Regions from separate parts of the Mus musculus genome. Here all the other regions are linked to region 6. The links are chromatin loops, found by intact Hi-C in ENCODE. Cell type or tissue: gastrocnemius. All regions are shown on one strand. Region 1 overlaps Dus2 (dihydrouridine synthase 2). Region 2 overlaps Pskh1 (protein serine kinase H1). Region 3 overlaps Ranbp10 (RAN binding protein 10). Region 4 overlaps Tsnaxip1 (translin-associated factor X (Tsnax) interacting protein 1). Region 5 overlaps Ranbp10 (RAN binding protein 10). Region 6 overlaps Gfod2 (glucose-fructose oxidoreductase domain containing 2).

Region 1 (4,000 bases), 310 kb after region 6:
CTATATTAAAGGCAGGTCTATTGGAAAGCTGTTCTCCCTTGTTCACTGGGCCCAAGGACCAAGGCTTGGGAAGTCACCATGTGGAAAGAGGAGGTGGGAGAGGGAGGGAGAAAGAGAGAAGGGGACATGCGTGCAGAGAGAAAAGAGGAGAAGCCCTGTTTTATCAAGACAATGTGTTATTGTAACTCAGACTGTCCCCAAACTGTATACATGTCTAAGGCTAGCCTTGAAATCTAGATCTTCCTGACTCCAGCCCTCAAGTGCTGCGAGGTCTGCAATTACAGGTATCTGCCATCAGGTATGTGGCTGTTCCAAAAATCTAAGGCCGAGGGCAGAAGAGATGTTTCTGAATGGAGGCTACAGAAGCTCACATCCTTGTTGTAGAGAATTGTGACAGGAATTGGTTGTAAGCAGGTCCATAAGCCTTCCCCATGTTAGAATATGCCTGGGTAGGGAGGAACATGTCTCCTGGGCTCAGGTGTTGTGGCGCCTGACATTAATAATCTGCCTCTTCAGGTTCCTGGGGTGCTCATGTTAGCTGTAGATTTTCTTGGTGGGCACCCACCCACCTTTACCTTCTAGAAAAGTCCTTGGGTTTGGAAGGGAAATGGGTAAAGGAACAGTAAAGAACCTCGGATGTCTCAGAGCCTGAGGCATGGGGACAGAAAGACCAAATCCTAGGAAATATGTAGACCAGGGTGGCCCAGACCCCAGATGTACCTGTCTCCACCTTCCCGAGTGTAGGGATTAAAGGCTGCACTACCATGGCCAGCAGACAATGGTTTCCCTTTCTTTGCTTATGGACAACCCTACATGATCCAGCAGAACAGTAGAGAGACGTCGCACGTCTTCACCAGGGCAGCCCCTTTTTGCCAACCAGGTTCAGAGGATGATGGATTCCAGGGCAGCCCCCAGCTTACCTGCTGTTCTACTGCAAGCCTGTCCAGTTGTGTCCTTCCAGGGTCACTTCTAAGCTCACAGTGAGTGGTGTCCTCTCCCTTGGACTTGTGCTTTCTGTTCTGTCTTCATCGATGGATGGTCGTCAGCTCCATGTCCCATCTCCCTAGTTTTGTTCCTTTAGTGGAAATGAGACTTGACCCATGGAGTGCTGGCACCTTGTCCCTGCCGTGCCCACCTGCAGGTTTCATGTACCAGAGCAGGCGGTGGGCAGGGCTTCTGCTCCTTAGAGTCATCAGCTCACCTGGGCTTGAGCCTGTTCTGGGCCCAGCTTCTCAGTGTTGCAGTGATGCCACCATTTGTATATGTGCTGATCTTCTTTAGACCCTCGTTCTTCCCGAGAACCCAGAGAGCCAGAACACGGGCAGTTTTCACTGAGAGAGATGCGGGAGGGATGGCCTCCACGGTACAGCGCTTGACCTAAGTCATCTGCACTAATGAGGCTTATGGAAGCTGTGCAGCGGGAGGAGTCTGCCTGCCGGGTTCCAGTGTCAGCTTATTCTGTGGGGATCCTTGGGGTGGTCCAAGCCGTTTAGAAACTAGGGGCCCAGGGTTTATGTGGTCATTTTAGTATGGCCTCCCTTTCCCACTTTCCCACTCTTTCTTCCTCTCTTCCCATTCTTTCTTCCCTCCTCTTTCTTGTCTTGAGATAGGGTGGCTGAGGCTAAGCTAGCTCCAGACTTACTATATGGCTGAGAATGTCTTCGACCCTCTGACTCCATCTCCCAAGTGCTGGTATTGTGGTATTGTATTAGTCAGGCTTCTTCAGAGGAGCAGAACTGTGAGTGTGTGTGTGTGTGTGTGTGTGTGTGTGTGTGTGTGTGTGTGTGTTATGGAGTGACTTCCAGGTTGAGCGTCTGAACTGAGATTCTTGTACTTAGCGGTCAGACACTTTACAAGTTGGGCCATTTACCCAGCCTCCACACCCAGTTTTTGTTTTTTTGTTTTTTGGGGTTTTGCTTTTTGTTGTTGTTTGTTTTGTTTTAATATGGGTGTCGGCGACTGAATTGGGTCATCGAGCTTGCACATCAAGCATTTTACTGGATGAGCTATTGCTCCAACTTGAAAAGCATGTTTTACCAGTAAATGTGACTAATTCTTTCTGGGTTCCTATAAATAATAATAAGGGTTCTGCTCAAATTTGGAGTGGAAATTCCACATACTTTAGCCCTGTTTGATGTGCTCTATGCTGAGAGAGTTGGTAAAGGAACAAAGATGTTTTTGCTAGAGGTGTCAGTCCTAAGTCTCACACCCAGCCCCAGCTCTGAGGACCACAGGGAGAAAAGCAGGTGCCTCTCTTGCTTGGCTTGGGACCAGAGTCTGAATATTGGGCATGGTACAGTGTGGTTACAGTGCCCCCTGGTGGAGTCAGAGTTGCTCTACAGGCCAGCATCAATCCAAACTGCCTGGATGTTCTTTCTAGGTGAATCACATGGTTGATCTGTGAGATTACAGAATCAAGTCAGTTTACCCACCTTGTACAGAGGTATTCCAATAGTCCAAACTGTAAGGAGACACATGACTTATTTTCTTTGTGTATGTATTGGCTTTTTGAGGCAGGGTCTTATAATATTGTAGCTGTGTTAGGCTTGCAACTTACTGTGTTGGCCAAGTTGGCCCAGATTCCCAGGGATCTGCCTGCCTGTTTCCTGATGCTGGGATTAACGGCAAATGTCACCACATCTGATAAGATTAGTTTTTCATTTTTATTTTATATATAATGGGTGTTTCCCCTGTCCGTCTATCAGTTGTGTGACACTATTCCTGAGGAGATGTGAGCAGATGTCTCTCAGTCTAGATATGGAACCAACAACAGATCAAGAAGTCCAGCTTGGGGAGCCAGAGCTTTATTGAGGTTATTTATAGGAATAGGGGTCAGGGGTTACTTATAAAAGTAGAAATGACCCAAAAAAGCAAGGCCCGCTCAAGCATGGCTGAAAACTCACAAAAGCTGGAGACTTGGAGCGCACTGCACAGCCTGCAGGGAAGCTCATCATGCTGGAGGGAGCACATTCCAGTCAGCTCAGCTGCTCTTCGTTTCTTCTAAGCAGTTCTGTAGGTTTCTACTTTCAGGGTGCTTCTTCCTGGCTGCTGGATCTGAGCCTCTTCCAAGTGGTTGAGCTGGTCTGAGAGTGTTTCTCAGTGGTCCATACTGCATATGTATGTGTATATATACACATACACACACACATACACATACATATATATGTATATATGTGTGTGTGTGTGTGTATATATATATATATTATATGATATATATGTTCCATTGTGTATCTGTAGCCCATTGCCTATTCGTCTATTCATCAGTGCACATTGGGTTGCTTCTGTCTCTCTCTCTCCCCTCCCCCCTCTCTCTTGTTTTTTTTTTTTTTTTTCCAGCCATGGTTTCTAGTATAGTCCTGGCTGTCCTGGAACTCACTCTGTAGACCAGGCTGGCCTCGAACTCAGAAATCTGCCTGCCTCTGCCTTCCAAGTGCTGGGATTAAAGGTGTGCGCCACCAGTGTCCTGCTGCTTCTGTCTCTTAAGATTATGAAAATGCTGCAACTATCTCTTTGAGATCTTACTTTCAATTAGGATATATGCTCAGAAGTGAGGTTTCTGCCTTTCCCCTGCCCCTGATACTGAGTGTTGAATCTAAGGCCTCACACACGTAGGCAGGATACCTCTCCAGCTTTTTTTTTTTTTTTTTTTTAGAATTATTTATTTATTTTATGTGAGTACAATGTCACAGTCTTCAGACACACCAGAAGAAGAGGGCATCAGATTCCATTACAGGTGGTTGTGAGCCACCATGTGGTTGCTGGGAATTGAACTCAGGATCTCTGGAAGAGCAGTCAGTGCTCTTAACCACTGAGCCATCTCTCCAGCCCCCTATCCAGCTTTTTTAAAGAAAAATTGGCCTGGTGTGATGACTCAGTGGGTAGAGGTACTTTCTGCTAAGCCAGACTGAGTTCCATCTCTGAGTCTCACGTGGTAGAAGAATTGAATGGGCTCTCAAGTTTTTGATATCCACATGTGCACCACACACACACACACACACAC
Region 2 (4,000 bases), 220 kb after region 6:
GAGCTCACAGCTGCCTGTAACTCCTGTTCCATCTCTCCTCCATTGGATGGCACCTGTATCTATGTGGTACATATTCATGTACTCGGGTACACACGCGTATACCTGAAAAAGGGAAAAGGGGCAGGTATATGGATCTCTGTAAGTTACAGGCTAGCCTGGTCTCCATGTTGAGTTCTAGGCTAGGCAGGGCTCTATACAAAGAGACCATGTTTCAAAAACAAAACAACAAAAACAAACAAAAAGCTCCCTAGGATAGATTAGGGGTCTGGTAAGGGGCCGTCTTTTATAGCCAGCCTTTGGGTGTAGAACACTTAAGTTCCCTGCCTAGGGTAGATGACAGGTCCTTTTCCTCTGCCAGACTCCACCAGGCATCAAGCATCGCTTGCTCAGGGACCTGAGTCAGCACTCAGGGAAGGAGGTTCAGAATGCTGCAGGCACGAGAGGAGAGGTGCTGCCTGTCTAGACAGTGCACAGGTGCTGGGTGGATCCTGATTCTGTGGTGTGGCACCATCCCCATGGGAGGGCGGTGCTGCGTCTGCTCACACTAATGCTTGGCCTTGCTTTCTAGCCCTGGCCTAGTGTATCTAATCTGGCCAAGGACTTCATTGACCGCCTGCTGACCGTGGACCCTGGAGCCCGGATGACTGCACTGCAGGCCCTAAGACACCCATGGGTAGTAAGCATGGCAGCCTCTTCATCCATGAAGAATCTGCACCGATCCATCTCCCAGAATCTCCTCAAGCGGGCTTCCTCTCGTTGCCAGAGCACCAAGTCTTCCCAGTCCACGCGTTCCAGCCGCTCCACTCGTTCCAACAAGTCACGCCGTGTTCGGGAGCGCGAACTGCGGGAGCTTAACCTGCGCTATCAACAGCAGTATAACGGCTGAGCCACCAGCTATGACATGGACACACTAGTGTCTCATCTGGACACTTTCTGCCATGTCACCTGGGCCTAATACCTTCTCTATAGCTAGACCTCATGCCCAGCAGTATGTAGGGTATGTCTGGACCCAGCTCCTCTCTGTACCTTTAGTAGCCCCTACCTCCTATCACAGGCCTGGCCTGTTAGGATGGAATGGTGGCAGGACTGAGTCTCCACTGATCTCTTTAATTTTTGCCACTTTCTTGGACCAAGCGGGGCTACTGTGTTGGGTAGAAGGGTCCTATGGCTCAGGACTCTTTACCCATTCCTTTTATAACCCCCTTCCCTCCACAGAGCTTTGTCTAGCTCCCACATCCTCTGCCATGCCAATCCTTAAGATTATGCTCCAGTGGGAGGTCTGGCTTGTGCCGTAGCTAACTCGCCTCATTAGTCCTTTAGTCCTTTAGCTCCAGTTAGTCTCCAGCAACCCTCTCTCCCCCAGCCAAGATCTGTCTGTCTTCATGGTGCCACCGGGGACACCTTCTAGTCCCCAGACTTGCCAGGACCTCTGGCTGTAGAGACTGTGGCATGGCCCTTGACCTCAGGCTCCAGCCTCTCTATGAGAGGAATCCTGTCTGTCACCCTCCGTGCCTTTGCAGAGCCCACTGTCGCCTGTCTCTCCACCAGGAGGACGCCATTTCATTCCCCAGCTGCCTCCTTCCCAACAGTGAGGGGTTAAGGGAGCTCCGTGCTGCTACCTGGGGGTGGATGTGCCTGAGGAAGGTCCTCCTCAGAACCTCCTCATCAACCTTTGTTCTGTCCTTTGCTGTACTGCCCTTTGCTGCTTCCTTCTGGAGCTGCCTGGCCCTCCTTTATAGCTCCATTGCGCCACCTCGTGTCTGGTCTGGGTATAGGTGGCCAGGGGAGGGGGTGGTGACGGATGCACAACCTTGCAAACCCACAGCCCTCTAAACGGACTAGGAAAGAAAGGCGTTGCTGAATTGGGGGAGAGTCCTGGGCTGCTCAACTCCTCTTCTGCTCAGTTTCTCCAAACCTCACCCTGGAACTTAGCCGTACTGTGTTACCTGCCTCTGAACCCTGGGTGCCTTGGGTGCTGACCTTGCTGTAAGAGCTGGCCTTGCCCTATTTGCCCTGTGCCCGTTTCTTTTCATAGCATTAACTTTCCAGGCTGGCCCCACCGAGTCTCAGGCTGGGAGGTAGGGTAGGGTTACAGGGGCAGCTTTCCCAAGGGACTGAGCCACAACAGTCCCTATAGCTGTCGTGGGCTCTCTACCACTGTTAGGCTGGAATGCAACCTCCCTCCATCTGTAGCTGCTCTCAGTGGGTAGGAAGGGGCCAGGCAGAGCCTAGCTTGGGCCTTGGCTAGATTAAGAGCCTGTCAGCAGGAAGAGTCTAGCTCCACTCAGCTCCTCTCAGGAGGCAGCCTTGGGCGAGGCGCTCTTTTCTACATATGCCACCTCCACTGGGAAACTAAACCAAAGAGACCACTCTGTGCCAAGTCAACTGTGCCTTCTATATGCTCTCTTCACACACCCCTCCCCCTGGGTAGGAGGCAGTGGAGAGCCAAAGCCTCAGAGTTCCCCCACCTACCAGTTCCCCAGGAATCCCTGGGGGTGTGAACCAATGGGGATTTATTTTTTCTCTTGCCCAAAGTAGGTCTGGTTGTGAGGATAAGACAGAGGGAGTTTAGTGTCCGGGCCTTTGATAGGTCCACCAGGCCTTCATGCCATGGACCATGGATGGAGACTGCAGTTATTTATTTGTGTACTCTGTAAATGTATCTTCTGTATCCAATAAACAGGCTGCCCTCCCTCAGGGAAGGCTGCCATTTTTTCTGACCACGCTGACTGTGCCATGGGACTAGTGGATTGTTCAAAAAGGAAGAGTAAGGGCCACTCTCTGGGCTGATTATTGCAGGAAGATCCTGACTCCTCAGCTGGTGCTGTACCAGAAGACAAAGTCCAAGTCAAGGGTAGAGCCCTCAGGAGCCTCACCTTCCCACTAAGCCATGATGAAAGACGAGGGTACCCAAGAGAAACTGAGACGAGTATGTTTATTAGATTGAGATGGGGAACGGATCTGTGGACAGTTTAGTTGTAGGCCATGACTTGGTTGATCCAGGTACTGAACTTGCTGACCCGAGTGTACATGGCCGGTGCTTGTATGTTGCAGTTCTTAGTGCCCCAGGAGACAATCCCAATAAGCACCCAGGTGTTTCCCTTCTGGCAGACAAGAGGGCCTCCTGAGTCACCCTGAAAGGGAAGAAAAGGGGAGAAGTCAGCATGGCAGTTTGGGGACGTGTCCCACTGGACAGTGCGGAGGACAGGGTGCTTACCTGACATGAGGAGGCGCCTGAGCCACCTGCACATATCATGGCATCGGTAATGCGTGCACCCCAGTACTGCCGACACTGATTCACAGTGACCAGGGGTAGAACAACTTGCTGCAGGCGAGCTGGTGTCACATTGCCTGTGGGCCAGGAGAGGTGGTTAGGCTGGCCCATGGTGCTCTTCTGGTCTCCCCTCATTACCCAGGTTCTTACCCACACCACTGATTCGGCCCCAGCCAGTGGTGACACAGGTGAGCCCCGAAGGCAGTGCCTCGTTTGTGGAAGCCAGGCAGACTGGTGAGACTTGTGCTGTGTACCGGGCTGGCGAGGCAAGCTTCAGGAGAGTCAGGTCATTGTTCATGGTGTTGGCGTTCCAGTTAGGGTGTGTGATGGCCTGTGGAGCCAGTCAGTAGTCATGTAAAGCTGGAGTGGGCACAGGTGCCCAGGCCTGTGCTGAGGCGGGTAGGTCAGGGCATGCCTGGATGCCCTGCAGTCCATTTTCCCTTTCTACATGCACAGCTAGTACTTACCCTTGCGATCGAGAGGACCTGCACAGGTTCAGCATTGGAAGATCGGTCATATTCTCCCAAAACGACAAAGTGGCGTCCAGGCCTGCAAGGATAATGGGAATGGGCAGCTGCTAAGTGGTTTCAGAGCGGGCATCCAAGGGAGGGGGATACACTCACGTGACTTGGCAGTGGGCAGCCGTGACCACCCAGTTCGGACTGATGAGAGAACCACCGCAGAAGTGGAAGCCGGTGTTATCCTAGGGTCAAAAGTTAGATACAT
Region 3 (4,000 bases), 73 kb after region 6:
AGCCCTCCCGGCTGTCCTCCTTCACTGTCTAACCTGCACCAGCCCAGCTTCTCTTCTCACTAGTGTGCCCATCCCTCTAGCCTGCTGGACCTCTGTTCCCATTCCTCATGCCCACCACTTCAGAGTTACCCTCGGGATACCTGCCTTTCTCCACTGCATCCTTCCATTTCTCTCTGGAGTTTTATTTGTAACTCTGTCAACATTGCTGCATGTTAACCATGAACAGGCCAGAGATCTGTCCCTATCTGACTCCTTCCTGTTTACTTTCTGTCTGACAGCCCTCCCTGTTACCTTCAGTATCCCACCTCTCAGAAGAACTGGCCATAGTCTGGGTCAGGTTATAAGTGTTCAAACCCTAATCACTGATTACTACAGTCAGAGCCCCCAAACTTCTCCATCAAGTGCAACAGACAAGACAAGATCATGACCAGAATATTCCTGCACCCCCAGTAACCACCCTGGGCTTATACAATAAATGCTGCTGAAGGGACAGGTTAATAACAGGCATTCCCTGTGCCTTCCATTCACCTGAAAGGGTCCGAATAGCTAGAAATGCCTGTAGTTCCCCAGAGAGAGCTGTGCAGAGGCTCCATGATACGACTTTGACTTCTTGAAGGCCTGCCTGCCCTCTCAAGGTCTCTTATGCACCTACCAAGGCTGTGGCCATTCTTGGTGTAGAAGCAGGTGCCATTGATGAGGTTGACACAACAGCCGATCACATCCCCTGTGGTGAATGTGGGACCATAAGGCTGGCCTGTCCCAGAGGAGCAGAAGGAATGCCCATCATCGCCATGGTAACCATAGGAATGCTTGTCCCAACCTGTGGGGAAGAGAGCGGCAATAGCTGACAATAAGAACTTGATAGAAGGCTCTGAAGTCTCAGTTATACTTCCCACATTCTCGCCCCCTTAGCCAGCACTCAGGAGTGTGGTCTTCCCACTCAGCTGCCTATCTTGCTGAGTTACACACATATTTTGATAGTGAGCACACCAAATCATCACCTCTGAGGAGCTGAGGTGGGGCTGGATGGGACTCACTGGAAGAAGTAGGCTAGAAGTGAGAAGATCTATACCGACGAGCTGTTACAATGTTTTTGCTTTTCAGACAGGATCTCTAGAGGCCACAACAGTCTCAAACTCAGTATGGTACTAAGGCTGGCCAGAACTTCTGATCCTCCTGCATCTCCCAAGTCATAGGATTCTAGCTTCGCCAGTGACGTGTATGTGTTTTAACTGGGGAATACTGTATTGTTTTCTTTTTGATGGTACTAGAGATCAAACCAAGGCTCTTGGGAATGCTAGGCAGGCACTCCACCACTCAGCTGTATTAATTCTTGTTACATTTTATTTTAAGATAAAGTCTAAACTGCCTAGGCTGGCTTCAACCTCTTTATTTGTTTGGGGTTTTGTTTTGTTTTGTTTTGTTTTGGTTTGGTTTGGTTTTGGTTTTTCGAGACAGGGTTTCTCTGTGTAGCCCTGGCTGTCCTGGAACTCACTTTGTAGACCAGGCTGGCCTTGAACTCAGAAATCCACCTGCCTCTGCCTCCCCAGTGCTGGGATCAAAGGTGTGGGCCACCACTGCCTGGCATCCTTTGTACTTTTTTTCTTTTTGTGTGATGGAGAGTCAATGTAGTGTCACTTGTACTAAGCATATTATACTACTGACTATATTCCCAGCTCCTTATCCATTTTAGCAGTACAATTAAAAATAACTTTAACAAATGTGTGTGTGCGCGCGCGCACACACACACACACACACACACACACACACACACACAGAGAGGATTGTGTTACCACAAGGACAACAGAATGCTGCCAAGTGTGGTGGTCTATGCCTTTAATACCAGCAGACAGTAAGTGGGGTGAGGCTACACAGTGAAACACTATCTCAAACAACAACAACAACAACAACAACAAAATCAGGACACTGAAGAGATGACTCCGTGGTTGAGAGCACTTAGTGCTCTTTGCAGAGGACCTAAGTTTGGTTCCCAGCACCCACCAAGCAGCTCACAATTGCCGTAACTCAATTCCAGCACACTGATTTCCTCTTCTGGCCTATCTGGGCTGCACACACATGAACATGTAGGCAAACATTCATATACATAAAATACAAATAAATAAAATATTTAAAAAACCCAGAATGTGTTTTTCCTTAGGAATAGCAGCTGTAACAACAGGACGGTTCATAGCTAGCATGAGACCTTCCTTTCTGGAAAGGACAGGTGCTGCCCCCTTGGCCACTGCAAAACTAATAAAGCCTACTCCGAGGAGCTTGCAAAGGGGGGAATGGAACAGAGAAGACATAACATGTAAGTAAACAAGTAAGCAAGATATACCTGGAAGAGAGCAGAGACATAGTTCAGCGGTTAAGAGCACTGGCTGCTCTTCCAGAGCCTGGGTTCAATTTCTAGTACCCACATGGCAGCTCACAACCATTTGTGTAATTTCAGTTCCAGGAGATTCATTGCCCTCTTCTGGGCTCCATGGGTACTGCATGCATGTGGTGCATAGGCACCATATATCCAGGCAAACACTAATATACTTTTGAGCAGAGTTCTACTTGCCAAGAGGACCAGGGGGACAGACATTTGGGTGAAGGGAATACAATCAGCCCACCTGAGAAACAACTTTCCACAGGTAACTATAAGAATAGCAGCTCTCAAAGTTCCTTTCAGCCACTGTTCTAACCTCTTAGAGAAAGTCAGTTTAGGAGCCTAAAGCTAATAAGCAGAGCGCAGAGGCAAGAGTCCTGAGGAAAATATAGGTACTTGAGACCTGGAACCTGTTTGCCTTTCCAGAGATGAGCAGAACAAGCTGGTTAAAGAGAGGTTCTCTTCCTTAATGCAATCAAAGTTTTCTGACTAAAGGAACCATATTTAAGCATCCTTCTGTCCATACTACTGAATATGTGGTTCATGCAGGTACACAAGGAATGTTTATTAGGACGGAAGACATAGCTCGGTGATAAGAGTGCCTGCCTAGTATACAGAGACTGACAATGAAGTTGCTTCTCACTTTGAAAAGAGACTACAGCCAGGTGGTAGATATGCCTCTGCTCTAACAACAGCTTCCCTCCTGCGGTTCTCTATTCCTCACCAATAAACAAGGCAGAGGATGTGGTGTCCCCAGACGTTTGAGAGCCATCTATGGTGCTGACTTCCCTCTCCCTATGTAGGGGGCCAATACCCATGCCTGAGTAAGCCCCTCCTACCCAGCACCCTCTCCTTAAGAACGGTGCATTCTTCCCCACTTGTGCCCTTATGCTAACAGCATGCACACTCCCCTTTCTCTGGGTGAGCCTGGTAAAGTTTGTTATGTATCTGCTAATGAGATTTGCCATTCCCACTGCAAGACCACAGACATGAATGAAGGTCGGTGGCAGACTGCTTGCCTCGCATACTTGAAACCCTCTGGGTTTGATGCCCAGCCCTGCAAAACAAAACAAAACCAGGACTAGAGCCAGATGCTTCAAAGGACGTAGGGGTCATGAGAGGACAGGTGGGCACTATTGTCTGGGTCGGACTCTACAGGGAATCACATCCAGGTAGCTGTGATTCAGAAAGAAGGCTGGGCTGTATAAATGGGGACAACACTCTTACAGGATGTTGTCACCATTCCTCCTTCTCCAAAGAAATCAGGTATTGCTACTCTCAGAGAACTGATCACACTGGCACTCTATCAGAAAAGCCAAATGGCAAGGTGCCTGCCACAATCAAGTACCTACCAGATGCCACAAACACAAAGGCAAGGCAAGGCAAGGCAAGGCAAGGCAAGGCAAGCTACATTCAGCCCAGGAGGCTCTATGTGTCCAGTTTAGGAACCCCAGTACCACCCACTTCCCCTGACTCACCATCAAAATAGGAAGACCCAACACCTAAGTACAGGCTGGGCTAGGGAAATGGCTCATTGTCTTGGCATCCCCACATACTATGCAGAGTGAGAGACTCTGTGGGGAATGCCAGGACTCCAGCATGATGGTGCTGGGAGCCCACCCATGG
Region 4 (4,000 bases), 120 kb after region 6:
GAAGGTCATTCAATACTAGGAAATTCTCCTGAGCACACATTGCCTGCAGCCATTTATAACACCGAGTTTTCACCACCATTGAGATATAAATGTAAATATTTTGCATTCCTCCTTGAGGTTTGGTGTTAAATCACTTTTTAAAAAATAGGAGTCTAGGTTGTGTGGTGATGGCGCACGCCTTTGAACCCAGCACTTGGGAGGCAGAGGCAGGCAGATTTCTGAGTTCGAGGCCAGCCTGGTCTACAGAGTTACAGAGTGAGTTCCAAGACAGCCAGGACTATACAGAGAAACCCTCTCTTGAAAAACCAAAAAAAAAAAAAAAAAAAAAAAAGGAGTCAAGGGGGCTGGAGAGATGGCTCAGTGGTTAAGAGCACTGACTGCTCTTCCAGAGGTCCTGAGTTCAATTCCCAGCAACCCCATGGTGGTTCACAACCATCTGTCATGAGATCTGATGCCCTCTTCTGGTGTGTCTGAAGACAGCTACAGTGTACTCATAAAATAAATGTTTAAATAAATAAATAAATAAATAAAAATGGGAGCCTAGATGGGCAGTAGTGGCACATGGCACTTGGAAGGCAGGGGCACGAGAATCTCTGAATTCAAGGCCGGCTTGGTCTCATAGAGAAACATGTCTTGAACACACACACATACACACACACACACACACACACACACACGCCTGAGAGATAAGTCAGCAGGTTAAGGATTGCCTGGTTCCCTTAATCTGATCCCCAGATCCCACATGGTAGAAGGACAAAAGTCATACCAACAAGTTGTCCTTTAATCTCCCCTGGACCCTATGGCTCACACATTAATACTCACAGAAAGAAAAGAAGGAAGAAAGAGAGGAAAAAGAAAACTTGGGGCTTGAGGAGGCTGCAGAGATGACTCAGCAGGTAAGCTCTTTCAGAAGACCTGAGTTTGACTCCCAGTGTCCACATCAGGTGGTTCACAACCACCTGTAATTCCAGCTACAGGGAGATCTGACATCTCTTGTGTCTGTGGACACCTGCACTCATGTACACACACAGATAACAAAAAATTAAGCCAGGCAGTGGTGGCGCATGCCTTTGATCCCAGCACTAGGGAGGCAGAGGCAGGTGGATTTCTGAGTTCAAGGCCAGCCTGGTCTACAGACAGAGTGAGTTCCAGTCAGGGATACAAAGAGAAACCCTGTCTCGAAAAACAATAAATAAATAAATAAATAAATAAATAAAATATTAGAGTCTAGAGAGATGGCTCAGTGATTAAGAGCACTGCCTGGCTGCTCTTCTAGAAAATCTGAGTGAGATTCCCAACACCCACAACTCTCTCAACTTCGGTTCCAAGAGATGCAATGTTCTCTTCTGCCCTCCTGGGGAAATACTCATACAAATAAAATAATAAAAATAAAATTTTAAATGAGAAAAGTAGTTAGGGGCTAGGGAGATGGCTCAGCGGTTAAGAACGCTGACTGTTCTTCCAAAGGTCTTAAGTTCAATTCCTAGCAACCACATGGTAATGGGCATCTGATGCCCTCTTCTGGTGTGTCAAAAGACAGTGACTGTGTGCTCACATACATAAAATAAATAAATCGTTAAAAGAAAAGTAGTTAGAAATTAAAAATAAACCAATAAGTACCTGTTTTAGGGTTTTACTGCTGTGAACAGACACCATGACCAAGGCAAGTTTTTTTTCTTGCTTCAAGTTTATTTGTAAAAACAGCATAGGACACTGATTATCTGCAAATAGTGTGTAGGTAGGTGTGTCACAGCAATCCATCTATCTTCACATTGGCAGGAGCCTTTTCTAAGGCAACTCTTATAAAGTACAACATATATTTGGGGCTGGCCTACAGGTTCAAAGGTTCAATCCATTATCAAGGTGGGAGCATGGCAGCATCATGGAAGGTATGGTACAGGCCGAGCTGAGAGTTCTACTTCTTCATCTGAAGGCTGATAGCGGAAGACTGACTTCCAGGCATTGAGGCATAGCTGTTTCTGCTGGTAATTCCAGTGCTCAGAAAGCAAAGGGAGGGAGATGGATACCAGGTTAACCCGGTCTCTGATTTTCAAGGTAGACTAGGATACTTAGTGAGAACCATGTCAAAATCAAGTTAAATAAATGAATGATTTTTTTTTGAAACAGTAATAGTGACTGATCTTGAGAAAAGAGTATTAAGAACCCAATGAGCAGGTTAAGTACTACATCTTGTTGCTCTCCAATATGTGACTTTTAAAAACAACAACAACAACAACAACAATCAGTATTGGAGACCCAACCTGAATCGCATGCCTATTAGGCAAGTCCTCTGCCATTGAGGTATATGCCCAGCTCCTCTAGTTTGTTTGATTTGAGAGAGGAGTTCACTGTGTACCCATTTGGCTTGGAACTCACTATGTGCAGCATGCTGGCCACAAAGAAAAATATACCTGTCTCTGACTCCCAAGTGCTGGGATTTAAGGTTTGCACCTAGCCCAACTCCCTTTCTGCCTTCTATCAACAGAAGATGTTAGCAAGGTACCCAGGGTGGCCTGAAACTTGCAATCCTCCTACCTCAGCCTCCTACGCAGCCAGGATTACAGGACTACTAGTCCATGACAGTCACAAACACATACACGTCAGGTGACACCTGTCCTTCTCTATAAGTTGCTTGTCCACGTTTGTGCGATGTTAAGTGGCACTAGAAGACTAGGGTTTGGGGTCTCACTGCCCCATTTGAGGGGCCTGAGGAATTCTGCAGAACAGAGTGTCCCAACTGGGTTCACATGTTTGAGTAATACTAGTCTTACTTTTTATTTGTTTTTTATTTTCTTTAGGTTTTTGGAAACAAGGTTTCTCCTTGTAGCTCTGGTTGTCCTGGAATTCTCTCTGTAGACCAAGCTGGCCTAGAACTCAGAGATCTACCTGCCTCTGCATCCAGAGTGCTGGGATTAAAGGCGTGTGCCACTAGCACCTGGCTCTAGTCTCACTTTTTTTTCTTTGAAAGATTTATTTAAGCTGGGCATGGTGGCTCACGCCTTTAATCCCAGCACTCGGGAGGCAGAGGCAGGTGAATTTCTCAGTTCGAGGCCAGCCTGGTCTACAAAGTGAGTTCCAGGACAGCCAAGGCTACACAGAGAAACCCCTGTCTCGAAAAACCAAAAAAAAAAAAAAAAAGTTTTATTATTTTAAATAAGTACACTGTAGCTGTCTTCAGACACACCAGAATAGGGCATCAGATCTCATAACAGGTGGCTGTGAGACACCATGTTGTTGTTGAACTCAGGACCTTTGGAAGAGCAGTCAGTGCTCTTACCTGCTGAGCCATCTTGCCAGCCTTAGTCTCTTTTTATTTTGGTTTTTCGAGACAGGGTTTCTCTGTGTAGCCCTGGCTGTCCTGACACTCACTTTGTAGACCATGCTGGCCTTGAATCCAGAAATCCGCCTGCCTCTGCCTCCCAAGTGCTGGGATTAAAGGCGTGTGCCACCACCGCCCGGCTTCACTTTTTTTTCACTTTTTTTTATAAGCAAAGAAACTGAGGTACAGCAACATACTTAAAGTCACTAGCAAGCAATACCAATGACCACACATGTACACAAGTCTATCAATAACAGCATACCCTTGCCCCACAGGTCACTGAATTACCTCTTTTGTTTCTTCCATTTGGGTCACACTGGCCATATGTATGTAGCCCTCTCTGTTGTTCCTTGAATGCCTTTCTACCTTGAGTAAGCCCTTTCCCAAGAAGCTTGACTTTCAAGTCTGAGATCTCTTCAGGATCTATTTTTCTGCTATCATAATTAATACCTGTACAAGCCCAGGCAGTGGTACTTGGGAGGCAGAGGCAGGTGGATTTCTGAGTTCAAGGCCAGCCTGGTCTACAGGGTGAGTTCCAGGACAGCCAGAGCTATACAGAGAAAAGAGGGCATTGTTTAATGGCTTGAAAGAGTCTGGGGGCCTGGTACCTGGGGTTGTCTTGAAAAAACAAACAAAACCAAAAACAAACAAAACCAAAAACAAACAAAAATTAGCACCCGC
Region 5 (4,000 bases), 56 kb after region 6:
TGGGTAGCCAGGCAGTCCTTACTTCTTTAGTTTGTGATGTTCTGCACCCAGTCTGCACCTAGCCACAGACCCTCAGAGGAAGGGATTGGGGGAGAGGGACTCTGAGTCATCCGCCAACTTGGCCCTTGCTCTGCAAGGAGCTGCCATCTGTGCCTCCTAGGGAAAGTGAGCTAGGAAATGCTGCTACCTCAGGACTGGACAAACCCAACCCGGCCAGGTCCTCCTTTTGCACACCAGGGTCAGGTCCAGCTCTTTGCTAAGTTGCTTCCAGGAACTGCTCCTCACTCCAGATTCCTGGAAATGGGCTAGTGGAATTGGGGGTGCATACAGGTCTCCTCTGGCAGCAGGACTGGACTAATTACTGGCTCCAGCAGCTTGATTTTGGCCCTCCCCACAGCTTGTGGAACAAAGGCTTATGTCCCCAAAGTGAGCTGTCCAACTAGGACAGAAAGCCTCTCTGGAGAGGAACAGAGTAAACAACTTGGACTCAGCTGAAACAGTGAGATAAGGCACAGAATTAAATGGGGAGGTGGCCATGGGTACTGAGTGTGAGCCAGGTGGACATACAATCCCGTGCAGCACACAGCAGTCCCAAGCCGTCCAAGGCCCTCTCAGCCACTCCGCAATCCACGTCTCAGCACCCATCCCTACCCGTCACACCACGAAAGGTGCCAGCTGCTCAGGCACTGCTGAACTCACGCCAACCTAACCCCTTACAAAGCTCATTTGCCATTTTGCTTTAGGTCACGACAGGACTTGTCTAACCCACAGGAGTAGTTAGTCCTGGTTCTGCCACTATTTGCTGTGTGGCTTTGGTCAAATCACTTAATTTCCTGGACCTGTTTCTTTCACTGTAAAAGGAGAGGACTGGTGGAGAGGTTCTCTAAGTTCCACTGCTCTGCAAATGCCTCTGGTTTTCATTTCCAAATGTAAGGCCCATCCATTGTTAACAGCCTGATATTTCCAACCTGAGCTTGGAGCTTGGGTGTCCCAGCCTTGGACAGGATGAAATTTCCTTTACATAGGACAAGACCTCCTGAGGAGCTGTAAACTAAGGCCCTGACAGGAACCAGGAAAACATAGTAGCCTGTAGGATTAGACCCTAAAGCAAAATTTTGGAGGATCTCAGTCAAGGCCCTACTTCCTCACTGACAGATGGTCTAATTCAATTTTGTCCAGCTGTGGGCCTTGTGAGGACTGGTGGGCACAGAACATCTCGAGCTCTGCCATTGATTTCTGTGTCCACCAGCAGAACAAAAGCTTCCCCTGCCCAGATGCACTTGGAGACTGGAAACTCACTTGTGGCTTTGCCACAGTTGACCCTAATCTTTGCAGAGGTTGCCTAGGCTTTTCACTCACCCTGTGAAGCAGGTAAAATCCTGGCCCTCCTAGGTGTCCTCTGTATAGACCCTCCTCTTCCTTGGTAGACAGTCCCCTCCACAGATGGCCTACTCATGTCCTGGCAGCATCTCAGCCCTGGGATAGTGGGTTTTGTTGTTGCTGTTGTCCCGCCAGCTGTGAGGATCCTGTGAAACAGCTGGTGGGACATATGTAAGGCCCATGGAGTCCCCCCTTCCTAAGAGTCGCTGGGGCCACGCTGTAGGGAGCAGCCTTCCTTAAGCTGTAGGGAAATCCGGATCAGGAAGTCAAGGGTTCCATCCACTCTGGGACCAGTGATCCAAGAATCAGTCTCCATGAGGTACCAACTTCTCCACAGAAAGCATCAATCCCATCAGGGTTGGGCAGTGATGGTGAAGACTCTGGCAGGAAGAAAAGAGCCCTGTCCTTAAGGGCCTCTGTCTTGGGAATGGCTTCCTCTTGGCAGCCTGGCACACAGCAGCTCTTGGGATGAAGGCAGGTAGTTTCCAGGCAATCAACTGAGAGTAATGAATTATTTGGCCATCTTAACAAGGGAAGGCAGGCATTGAGATGGGAGAGAGGGGCAAGGCAGGCAGTGAGAGGCAGGGTAGAGTGGTAGACAGCATGCTGGCTACGGACCCTGTGTTCCCTTGCTTTGCTGTGTGCCCCTGGCCCACCTCACTTCCCTGAATCCCTGAACCTGCAGTTCTTTTGTTTACCTATAGGGGGCCTAGAGACCCACACCTCTTGGGATGCTGCAAAACAGCTTAGTCTGACCTTGCCCACCAAACAGCCTTCCCCAAAACCCATATTTCCTGGGCAGCAGCTGAACCTGAGGCTCAACAAAAGGGGAGCCTAAAATAAACAAATCACTTGATTGAAGTGACAAGAGATGATTCTTTTTTAATGAGTTGGACTCAAATAAAAACACATGGTGTCTGGACAGCCTCACCCAAGAGGTGCTGGACCACTAGTGCTACGATAAATACTGTGACTTTTTTTTTAATATATATTTATATATATATATATATATAATCTCATTTGTTTGTTTTTTTACTTATGAAAATAATAAGCTATCATCAACCTGGATAGGCTTCATTACTAAGTTAGCAGACACCAGCTCAGCACAAACTCTCCCGAGATAAACACTGGTGGCTCAGTCAGGAGGAAAAAAAAGTTAAAAAAAAAAAACACAAGATCAAAAACAAAAAAAAACCAACCTCTCCTCAAAACAAAATCTCCTTTAAAGGAGAAGCTACCACATGAGTAACCAGCCAATACTGAGTCACAGGTCGCTGCACGTGGAAGGGGACAGGGAGGAGAGGACAAGGGAGGGAGGGAGGAAGGGAAGGAGAAAAGGAGGATGGACCGGCCAGGTAGGAAGAGTGAACTCTGCCCATGGCTTCCAGGTCTCTGTACCAGATGCCTACGGAGGACAGGGCTGCTCCAGCCCTAGGGCTGAAGGAGGGCCAGCCAGAGCCAGCCAGGAAGGTCTGCTAGTGCAAGTAGTCATCGACTCTGGCAAAGGAGCAAGATCCCAGGCCTGCTCGGGCCATGAGCCGTAGACATTCAGATGCCTGGCCCAGGGCGAGCATCAAAGGAGGCTGCTTTGGCAGGTTCTGAGACTCTGTGGAAGAGATAACAAGGTATGGTCAGTACCTAGCCAAGGACTTGGGCACAGGTCAAAATTCCTAACGATGGAGGGTGGAGTTAAAACTATGGGCAGGACTCTGGGAAGAGTGTCAATGTTTGAGTGTCCTAGCCACCAGGCCACCAGGCTGTGGGCCTGCTTTCATGATGGGAAAACCTGAGGACCTTGGCCTCCTCTAGAGCAAGGAAGCTGACCTGGTACGTGGCATGTGGCATTGAACTAGCAGCCAATGACCTCAGCTGGGCAAAGGGAGGCTGGGGTTGGGATTAGTCCTAAAAGCCCAGGAGCCTCTGAAGGGTCTACGGCGACATTCACACCCATGGTTAGCTTTTACCTTTATTAGATGCACTCACCTAAAATGGCGCTGTTGAGAGCAGCACACACGGGCTCTCTCTGGATGGGATCAAGCTGATGACCTACTGGGCAGCTCCAGGGGTCTGAGTATGCTAGTAGGCTAAAGGCATCCTAAAGGACAGAGCACCCGTGAGGGGAATATAGCACACTATACACAGTTCTATAGCCTCAGAGGACAGAACACGGCATGGGACCCAGTAGAGCTCAGTATCCCTGGGCTATACAGCGAGACACCCCACATTCCACTGCAGACATGACTAGAGCCCATTCTGGCCTACTCCTACTACCCTTAGATGTTCCCAGAGCCCGGCATCAAATGGGGACAGCGCTGTGCGAGCCTGCTTATCCTGTACCTGCAGCATCTCCGTGTGGGCCAAGTTCTTGCCGTACTCCCGGCCCAGCTGCTCGCTCAATGCCTGCAGCTCTCGGCCAAACAGGATGATCCTTTCTGTGGCAGCCTGGTTGCCCCCGCAGAGCTGCCTCCGTGGATGCCCGTCGTCTGCACACAGAGGCCAGCAGAAAACACGTTAGAGGGCAAATGAAGAGGGAAGGACAACAAGGACCCCATTAAGCTACAGCTTCTGAAAGGCAGGCAAGCTAGGAGAGCAGGTGGAGAAGCCTACATCTACCTGGAAT
Region 6 (4,000 bases):
ATCTATGAACCAAGGGACTCTTGTCTGTTGTAGCATGCATGACTCAAGCGTACCAACATTTCTTCTTTCGGTTCTCCAGGGCTGGAGCGGCAGGGATCTAGTACCACGAAGACAGTTCATATTTATGCTTAGAGAACAATTCCTGAGGCCCAGTCCTGTACTTAGCATGGTGCATAATGGGTGTGGTCTGCTTTCCTAGCATCTTTCCAATGCAGCCAATGGGACAAGCATTGCTATGGTTAGATGCTCATGGAGGGGCATGGATGAGACTGGGAGTGCCATTTACCCTAGGGAGAAGCAATACCTAGAGAAGCTTTGTTCCTGGAGAGCCTTTCTGGCCTGAGGTCACCCAGGGACAGAACAGTCTGGGTATGGAAGAGGCCCACAGGAGGGCTGCTTAGTGTAGTGGAAGCAGAGAACACGGCTAGGAGGGACTCAGGCTGCACAAGCATGAAGGAGTGTGAACAAGCGGGAGTCCTATGATAAACTACTGTAGCCTAAGAGACTTAAGTGGGAGGAAGGAGCCAAGCTCTACTGTAGCCTAGACTGAGGATAAAATGTTATCTCTTTATGCTGAGAGCCACATCTTAGTTGCCTTGCAAAAGAGCATCACAATAATCGCCTTGCCCTCACACGTCTTGCTGCCTATCTGCTTCTGTACATGCACTGTGTTTAAAACGTGAAGAAAACAGTTTCTTGCTAGAAGTCTGTAACCATGCAGACTATCAATCACAAAGCCCCACCAATCAGGAGAATGGCCAAAGGTGACACTGTACATCCAGCCAATATTGAGTGCCTGAGACAAGATATCCGGGGATGACCGAGGTAAGACAGCTGAGTTCTCTGTCACTCGAGTGCAGATTGGTGGTGTCTTGGGGGTCTGCTTCTCTCATAGTCTGACATTGTTGAGAGATTGCTTATGAAGCAAAGAACAAGGAGTGAGCTGTTGGTGAGAGGTCGGAAGCGGGTATCATGACTTTGTGAGTAGAAAGCCTAGATTTACTTGGAGGTCAAAGACCTTTTTTCAAGTGGAAATTTTTTAAAATTATCATTTATTATATGTAAGTACACTATAGCTGTATTCAGACACACCAAAAGAGGGCATCAGATCTCATTACAGATGGTTGTGAGCCACCATGTGGTTGGTGGGAATTGAACTCAGGACTTCTGGAAGAGCAGTCAGTGCTCTTAACCGCTGAGCCTTCTTTCCAGTCCTTTTTTAAAAAAAATTTTATTTATTTTCATTTCATGTGTATTGTTTTTTTGCCAACACATAGGTCTGTGTGATGGTGTAGGATCCCCAGAACTGGAGTTATAGTCAGTTGTGAGCTGCCATGTAGGTGCTGGGAATTGAACCCAGGACCTCTGGAAGAACAGCTGGTGCTCTTAACCACTGAACCATCTCTCAGCCACCCCAACCCCCTTCCGGAGGTTGAAGACTTAACAGGCATTTTGGAAATTCTCATCTGGCTGGGATCTATCAAAGGGCTAACTCAGAAGAAACTTCTACCTAAAAGCTGCTGCCTTCTTCCAGTAGGGGGCGCTGCAGGACAAGTCTAGAACTAGTTTGGCTCACTCGCTCAGGGACTCTCACCATCTGGGCCATAAAGGCTCAGCTCACCTCATTCTTAGTGACTGCAAGTTCTTGTTCCAGGGAGGTGGGAAGTTGTCAGGGGTCTAGATCTAGACTCTGAGAGGTGCCCTCAAAGTCCCTGTGTCTTCATAATAGTAGTCCCGCCCCATGTCTACTTACCCCCTCTTCCAGCACTGGGAGGCGATCTCTGAGCACGAACATCTCTAAAACCTACCCAACATTTCCAAGTCAGCAAAAAACACTTTTCACAGGTACAGCTTTGGTCTTCCTGGACATCCTCAACTTAGGCGGGATCTTGGCATATTAATTAAATATACAAGGGCAGCTGGAGCTGAGCTGAGTGGGCTAGAAATGGCCAGTCTTGTTAGCTTCCTGAGGGTGGGCACTGTGCAGCGCCTTCGTCGTTCAAGCCAGGCTGAATCTTGCTGCAGAAAGTCAATGAATGCCTAGGTTTCTGAGAGAAGATTCCCCAGGGTTGGAATAAGGGCACCTTAAGGTTAGGAGCTAAAGTCCCGACCTAGTAACTTTGCCTCTGCTTCCCCTGGTCAGAGACAATAGGCATAGATTTTGTTTTCCTTTGAGACATGTTCTTGCTACGTAGACCAGGCTGGCCTTAAACATGGTTTACTCTGGAGAGCCAGCCCAGCAACAACATTCCAACCTTACTTTGCCTCACAGAGACGATGTTTGAAATCAGGGCAGCACGGGGACATAGGTCCGATGGTTTCTATAAGTTGGGCCAAGAGGAAGAGGAAGAGGAAGGCCTCCCTAGGCCTTTTTGGCAAGGAGCCCAGACAAGGGGGAAATCTGAAGAAAGAACAGGCTTCATTGAGACATCATAATCCAGCAGATGACAAGGGGAACAAAAGGGGCCGAATCCTCCACCTTCAAGTCCCCACCCAGCTCCGACCTGTCCCAGTTAATAAGCACAGCTGGTGGCTTGCTGGCTGACTCAAGTAGTGCCAGTTAAACCTGTTCCAAAGGGTGGCACAGGCCCCTTCCTCCTTAAGCTCCTCCCGAGGGCTCTCCTGGAGCCAGCCACACCACAGCTTCCATAACAGAACCGCGGGGCTGGAGATGGCTCAGCAGTTAAAGGTTCAGTTCCCAGCACCCACTTCTTGCACTGGGAAATCTGATGCCATCTTCTGGCCTCTGTGGGCACCTGCACTCATGAGCTCACACAAACATAGATACACATACAGACACATAAATATATAATAAATCTTTAAAAAATAAAAAGAGCAAGGTGTGGTGGCACATGCCTTTAATCCCAGCACTTGGGAGACAGAGGCAGGTGGATTTCTGAGTTCGAGGCCAGCCTGGTCTACAGAGTGAGTTCCAGGACAGCCAGGGCTACACAGAGAAACCCTGTCCCAAACAAACAAACAGACAGACAGACAGACAGAGAGACAGACAGACAGATAAAATAAAAAGAACCTCTCATGACATCCAGGCTAGGGGTCCCCAGGCTCTCATCCTGTCTTCTCGGAATGGCAGGTTTGGCAGCAGCCTAACAGGGAGCCTCATATCCTCTCTGCTGCAGATATTTGGAGAGCGTTTGGGAGCCATATTCTCATAGCTGCTCTGGAGCTCGAGCTCGTGAAGAAGGGAGAACAACAACAGATCTACAGCCATAAACAAGCCTTCCATTATTAAAGAAATCCAACCCCAAACAAACGACCACACACCATGATGTCAGTTCTTTTCTGACTTATTTACTGACATTTCTCAGATGTTCTACAGTTCCCCTTTGTCTTCTCTCTGCCAAGTTGCCCCCCCCCCCCAGAGTTATGTATAACACAGAAACCTCCTTTTCTCTTGGAAGGGCTTGCAAGGGGGCTGAAAAGATCAGATCGAATGGGAGGGTGGGGGAAGATCCCTAAGGGATGACCTGTCACCGCCTTCTCCAGTCCTGAGATGCCCTGGTCCACAACAGGCAAGGTTTCTTGCCATCTACCCTAAGGACTCAACCAAGCTAGTTCCTGTTGGGTTTTCTCATCCTGTGAGACCACAACTCAGCCTGAAGAGCCCATATTGATCTTCATTGGCCCTGCTCACTGGCAGAACCACAAGGGGTCAGGCTACAGCTCTATCCTGCACACACTGCTAGCCTAAGCTATGACAGCAGGTGCGTCATAGCTAGGGGTCCCCAGGCAAGTCTGAGGAATCAATGATGGATGGATGGGTGTTTTCCTTGGCCACCTTCAGTTGGCTCCTAACCCTGGCCCAAGCTGATTTATTTAAAAAACGACACCGTGTCTCTGCTACAGCCAATCCCAGGTCCCAGTGCCCTCCCTGGAGCCTCTGGCCCTTGGGAGGAAGCGCGCATGCGCAGGTTCACAGGTTGTTCCGCTGAAGTGTTTCACTTAGATTCTGGTTGGCATCTGGCTCCTCTGCCAGCATCTC

What was found. A loop is a pair of places that touch in the nucleus more often than their neighbours do. Peaks named below come from ENCODE experiments on the same cell type or tissue, not always from the same donor. Only the 100,000 strongest peaks of a DNase experiment are listed, where the experiment ranks them.
Region 1: it touches region 6 in a loop (4-fold over the local background); 18 of 42 quality-filtered maps call a loop at or near these places.
Region 2: it touches region 6 in a loop (9-fold over the local background); 27 of 42 quality-filtered maps call a loop at or near these places.
Region 3: it touches region 6 in a loop (5-fold over the local background); 24 of 42 quality-filtered maps call a loop at or near these places.
Region 4: it touches region 6 in a loop (5-fold over the local background); 12 of 42 quality-filtered maps call a loop at or near these places.
Region 5: it touches region 6 in a loop (2.1-fold over the local background); 22 of 42 quality-filtered maps call a loop at or near these places.

The regions. Positions count from the first base shown.
Region 1 is chr8:106,020,393-106,024,392 of GRCm38, forward strand. The region is part of intron 2 of Dus2 (dihydrouridine synthase 2); the gene reads left to right. Among named protein-coding and RNA genes, the nearest start is that of Ddx28, 11 kb to the left of the region's middle. In gastrocnemius, no CTCF peak of the experiment used is centred here; a DNase peak (open chromatin) is centred at 2,290.
Region 2 is chr8:105,929,083-105,933,082 of GRCm38, forward strand. It overlaps Pskh1 (protein serine kinase H1), which reads left to right. Exons shown (of 3, transcript NM_173432.2): 3 at 569-2,720. The coding sequence ends at 886. Ctrl (chymotrypsin-like) reads right to left here. Exons shown (of 7, transcript NM_023182.2): 3 at 3,898-3,977; 4 at 3,742-3,823; 5 at 3,425-3,605; 6 at 3,218-3,351; 7 at 2,912-3,134. The coding sequence ends at 2,973. Among named protein-coding and RNA genes, the nearest start is that of Ctrl, 2.8 kb to the right of the region's middle. In gastrocnemius, no CTCF peak of the experiment used is centred here; a DNase peak (open chromatin) is centred at 1,758; H3K27ac peaks cover 247 bases.
Region 3 is chr8:105,785,975-105,789,974 of GRCm38, forward strand. Ranbp10 (RAN binding protein 10) reads right to left here. Exons shown (of 14, transcript NM_145824.5): 4 at 653-820. Among named protein-coding and RNA genes, the nearest start is that of Gfod2, 29 kb to the left of the region's middle. In gastrocnemius, a CTCF peak has its summit at 2,479 (motif pointing left); DNase peaks (open chromatin) are centred at 2,476 and 3,700.
Region 4 is chr8:105,828,881-105,832,880 of GRCm38, forward strand. The region is part of intron 1 of Tsnaxip1 (translin-associated factor X (Tsnax) interacting protein 1); the gene reads left to right. It also overlaps a transcript of Ranbp10 not described here. Among named protein-coding and RNA genes, the nearest start is that of Tsnaxip1, 3.1 kb to the left of the region's middle. In gastrocnemius, a CTCF peak has its summit at 1,527 (motif pointing left); no DNase peak of the experiment used is centred here.
Region 5 is chr8:105,768,732-105,772,731 of GRCm38, forward strand. It overlaps Ranbp10 (RAN binding protein 10), which reads right to left. Exons shown (of 14, transcript NM_145824.5): 12 at 3,718-3,863; 13 at 3,364-3,475; 14 at 1-2,986. The coding sequence ends at 2,856. Among named protein-coding and RNA genes, the nearest start is that of Gfod2, 12 kb to the left of the region's middle. In gastrocnemius, a CTCF peak has its summit at 2,082; DNase peaks (open chromatin) are centred at 197, 660 and 2,000; H3K27ac peaks cover 1,349 bases.
Region 6 is chr8:105,712,821-105,716,820 of GRCm38, forward strand. It overlaps Gfod2 (glucose-fructose oxidoreductase domain containing 2), which reads right to left. Exons shown (of 3, transcript NM_027469.5): 3 at 1,224-4,000. The coding sequence ends at 3,932. Among named protein-coding and RNA genes, the nearest start is that of 4933405L10Rik, 6.5 kb to the left of the region's middle. In gastrocnemius, a CTCF peak has its summit at 1,537 (motif pointing right); a DNase peak (open chromatin) is centred at 1,547; H3K27ac peaks cover 1,226 bases.